Linked DNA regions of Mus musculus: region 2 is linked to region 1. Evidence: chromatin loops called from intact Hi-C (ENCODE). Cell type or tissue: gastrocnemius. All regions are shown on one strand.

The links. Peaks named below come from ENCODE experiments on the same cell type or tissue, not always from the same donor. Only the 100,000 strongest peaks of a DNase experiment are listed, where the experiment ranks them.
Region 2: a loop joins it to region 1, with 5 times the contacts of the local background. A loop is called at or near these places in 23 of 42 quality-filtered maps.

Annotation. Positions count from the first base shown.
Region 1 is chr17:83,631,974-83,634,473 of GRCm38, forward strand. It overlaps a transcript of Kcng3 not described here. Among named protein-coding and RNA genes, the nearest start is that of Kcng3, 1.3 kb to the left of the region's middle. In gastrocnemius, a CTCF peak has its summit at 1,068 (motif pointing right); DNase peaks (open chromatin) are centred at 569, 801 and 1,054; H3K4me3 peaks cover 1,662 bases.
Region 2 is chr17:83,270,311-83,272,810 of GRCm38, forward strand. No RefSeq gene overlaps it. Among named protein-coding and RNA genes, the nearest start is that of Gm24240, 1.6 kb to the left of the region's middle. In gastrocnemius, a CTCF peak has its summit at 1,370 (motif pointing right); DNase peaks (open chromatin) are centred at 1,387 and 1,713.

The DNA.
Region 1 (2,500 bases):
CCGCCGGCTCCGCGCGCTCCGCTCCCTCCGCGCGCACCTCCTTGCCCGCCCGCGCCCGCACCTCCCGGCTCGCTCCGGCTGGGATTCCCCGGCGCCCCGCCCCGGACCTCGGGCTCCCCGCCTCGTGACGCCGTGCGCCCCCGCCCGCAGTGGCCGGGAGGGGTGCGCAGGGCGTGATGCGAGCTGCGGGGAGCCCCGGGGCCATCCGGATGATGGACACACCTCCCCCAGGCTCCTTTAAAGAGTCCCCCGAAGGGAGGAGACAGGAGGGAAGGAGGGGTGCTGAGGTGAGGACCAAGGTGCGAGGTTTGAAGTAGGGAGCAGACGGCGTCTGGATGAGCCTTTGCCAGAGACTGTTGGAAACCCTGGTCGGCTTCTAAGGCCGCCCCAAAGGATTTCTCAAAGCAGGCAACCCAGTCGCGGCTTTGCCTGCAGACTTTGCGCTTCCTCTCCGCGCGTGGGGCACCCCACGTGCCGTGCGCTCCGAAGGCGGCCGCGCACCAAGCTCTCCCCACCCCCTGCTCCCTGAGGGATGCCATGGGCCAACGGACTCGCCCTAGTCCCCCATCTTTCCCAGCCTTGGGGTCCTAAGAAGGCGCCTACACCGCTCTCACGATGCCTCCGGTGGAGTCGGGTAGCAGTCTGGAGAGAATTTTCTTTCACTGGCAAGACCAGAATGTCTTATTGCCTCGATCTTGCATTCTCCTTTTCATGCTATCTCGATGTCCACTCCTTCCCTCCCCGTAGCACCCCCGTGCGACTGCGGCACCGGCCTTCAAATGCAGAGGCAGGGTTAAGGCTTGGTGGAGTGGGGTTCGACTTGGCAGGCATTATTTTAAACAGCAGTTTACACATCCGACACCGGCAACCCAGCCCGTCAAAGGCAAGAAACAGGTGAGTTATATATAAGGGAGACGGCGTTAGATGCAAAACAAACCCTGGAAATAAAAATGAATAGGGAGGGTGGAGGGGTGAGATGGGCTCCTGTGACCATGGAGTACCTGGGGAAGGGTTTTGCTTTCCCCCTCCACTTTCCTAATTTTGTAGGACTGCCCCGTGCCCGCTAGAGGTCACCATAAGGAGTCATTTGCTCTGCTTCTCGGATAGATGTTAGTGAAAACAGCCGCCTGCAAATTTGAGTTCTCTTTCTGACAAAGTCACCCTGGGTGGTTCTTAGAGAATGAAAATCTCCATAAGCTGTTTATCCCTAGACTTGGATCATTTTTTTTTAAGCACTTAATGTGATTAAAAGCTCAAAAACAAGAGTTATTTATCTGCTAAGTAGCTACTAAGCAAGGAAAACATCCTGAAGGAAGTGAATTCAATACGGAATGGAAGGAGGTGCTGGCAGAAGGAGCCAGGGACTCCGGGGGAGCAAATGCCAGATGTGAAAGATTAGCGACTGTAAAGAAAGCTAATGCATTTGTCTGGCTGGAACAACGGGAGTTCTAAGACCTGTGTCCATGCCGGGCTATCTGCAATGGGATCCCTGAAGCTTTAATAACAGAAGTGGCTAGATGAAAGCCTTAGTTTAGGAAGACGCTCTGCCCCGTGGGTTATTCTAAGGAAAAGGCTCTTTCAGCAAGCCAGGAATAGAAGCCCTAACCTCGTGTCAGTAAAAATGAAAGCCAGTTATGAGAAACCCAGCCCAGTATCTAGCAGGTCTTAGTAATGGATAGGACACAGTGACCAGAGGAATAAATAAATAAATAAATAAATAAATAAATAAAAGCAGGTGAGAACCAGCTACCAGCCTGGCTTCACACCAGCAAGAGCCAATTCACCAGCAAGTTGTTAAAAATATTCTAAAAGCAACAAGCAACAGAACAGCCATTGTGTTGGTGATTTGAACATTACTATATTTATTTCCTGTGTTCTCTATGCAAAAAAAAAAAAAAAAACCCTTTGCAGTCTGCTGTTGGAAGCATTTAGAGAAATATCTCTTTTTAAATTAAATTTGAACTTAGAAAACAGATTATTTGGTGACAATGCAGCGTAGGCTTCATAAGTTATATTTTCATATTTATCGGCTAGATAGGTTTAAATCATTTTCTTTGTTTCTAACGTAACACTCTTAGTTGATTGTGATATCATCAACCCAACAGCAACACCCGAATCATTTTCTTAAAGTATACAGAGACATGCAGAAATGATAGCTTTGTCTCGGTATAACCTGGCTTAGAGAACATTCTTACAAACAATCCTATGCCACTGTGTTCTGAGAGGACGCCTACAGGGGAATTATTACACCCGGGTTCTCTTCTGGGTTCAGGACAGTATCTGGAGGTGTCTTATCTAAATCCTTAGTACGAATTAACATTTAAAAAGCATCAGGAAGGATTTGAGCTTGAGAGAAGGTAGGTTTGTTTGTTTGTTTGTTTGTTTGCTTTTTGTTTTTCATTCTCTATGTGTCAACCCATTTCAGAGAGGTGGAACAAAGGCTTGTGGCAGATGTGGCTGGAACTTGCTAGAGACACTCTAACCACAGCAGCACGGCAGA
Region 2 (2,500 bases), 360 kb before region 1:
AGGCACTGTTTTGGTGGGGAGTTGTTTGTTTTGAGGGTTTTGTTTTTCTTTTCTTAAGAAAAATGTCATGTAGGTTGTCTAAAAATAAAATGCATTTAATTTTTTTTTTTAAGTGACACACACTTTTAATCCTAACAATTAGGAGACTGGGGCAGACGGACTTCGAACTTGAGTCTAACCTGGGCTGCATAGGGAGACTGTCTCCAAATGAGCAGGCACTGGGGATGAGGCTCCCTGACAGAACACCCGCTTAGTGCACACTACAGACGCTCACACAAGAAAAGGAAGCAGGGATGAACCATTGATGGCTGTTTAAAAAATATTTCTAGAAGACTTCAATGCATAGCCAACATTGAGTCTGACCCGAGGTCTTGAGCCTGCAGATCTTTATGGGACTTGGGTTTTTACTAAGGCATTTGGATTAGAGTTAAACAGAGGTTAAAGGCCACTGAAGGTATTTAAGCATAGAAAAGACACTTGATTAGATTTGAGTTTTAAAAGATTCCCTAGAGGCTGGAAAGAAGGATCCGTTGTCAAGAGCACAAGTTGCTCTTGCAGAGGAACTAGGTTTAAGCCCCAGCATCCATGCGGTCATTCCCAACCATCCGTAATTCCAGTTCTAATGGATCGAAAAGCCTTACCTCCTTGGGCACTGAGTAAGTACCTGGAGTGTAGACATACATGCAGACAAACGCATAAAATAAAATAAAAAAACCTTTAAAAACTTATTTTAGAAATAAAAATAAAGGACTCCCCCAAGAGCCGAGGATGCAATTTGGTCAGCAAAGAAGTCTGGCACGTGTGTGTCTCACTGAGTCCCATTCTGCACGTTACTATTTGCTTGCTTGCTTCTTTGGTGTGCCAGCCAGTGGCTAAAGCCAAAAATGCTGAGCTCAGGCAAGCTAAGCTAGTGCTCTGCCACAGTGGAATTTCCAAGCCATATATATATGTGTATGTATATATATATACATATATATGTATGTATATATACATACATATATATGTATGTATATATATATACACACACATATATATGCTTTAATAATTGATTTATTTTTAAGATTTATTTATCTATATTCTGTGTGTATGTGTGTTGCATGAATATATATATTCATACAGGCAACACATACACACAGAATATATACATATATACACTCCCCATATAGGTTTAGTGTCCATGAAGTTAGATGAGAGTCTTGATCCCTCCAGGAACTGGAGTTACAGACATCTAATGAGCTGCTGTGTGGGTTCTGAGTCCTTTGGAAGAACAGCCAGTGCTCTTAACCACTGAGCCATCACTTCAGCCCCAATATTTGGTTTCTCTGTGTGAACAGTCATGCAAAACTCAGTGTGATTATATCTGTCCATTGCCAGCAGGTGGCGCCACAAAATCACACCTAGCAAGGAAAATGCTACCCTCTTCCAACAAAGCCGCATCACAGACCTTGCTAGGCTTTAGAGAATGATCCTCAGACCTTACAGGGGCTGGGGGCGTGGGGGGTGTCATCTATCTCAGGTATAAGCATTGTTTGCCACTGTATCATCTTTCCCAACATAATCCCTCACAAATTAAAGGTAGAAAAATGCAGTGGCTGGGGATATGGTTTAAATCAATAAAGTGTGCCACGTAAACAAATACACAACAGCCAAGTGAAAGGCTAGGCATGGAACACACTTGTATAATTCAGTGCTGAGACAAGCCGACCCCCTGGTGCTCTCTGGGCAGCCAGTGTTGCCAAAGTGGCACAGTCTGGATTTAGTGAGACCCAGTCTCAAAAACTAAGGCGGAGGGGCTGAAGCCAAGGCTCGACGGGTAAACTCCCAGTTACTGCTCTTAAAGATGATCCAGACTTGGTTCCTGTCACCCACATGGAAGTTCACAATGGTTTGTAACTCCAGCTTCAGGGGTTCCATTACCGTCTTCAGAGCCCTTTGAGGGTACCAGGCATGCATATCATACATACATACACACATACATACATACATACACACACACATATACATACATATACACACACACATACATACACATAACACATATACACACATACACACACATATGTGTATACACACACACACACACACATATATATATATATATATATATATACACACACACATACATACATACAGGCAAAACACTCATATACATAAAATAAAAATAAGTAAATCTTTTAAAAAAAAATAAGGTGGAAAGTGAAAAATAAAGACACACCTGACAGCAACCTCTGGCCTCCATGTGCACACACCACATACAGGTACAGCACACACCCATGCATTGCTCGATTACTCACATAAGTGTGTGTGAGCACACACATACACACACACACACACACACACACACACACACGATAGATAGATAGATAGATAGATAGATAGATAGATAGATAGATCGATAGATAGATAGACAGACGGTCTCTATGGGAGACACAGAAGACAAAAGGACCCAGAGAAAATGAGAAGTAGAAAGGCTGGCTCAGGAAGTGGATTTCACAGTCCC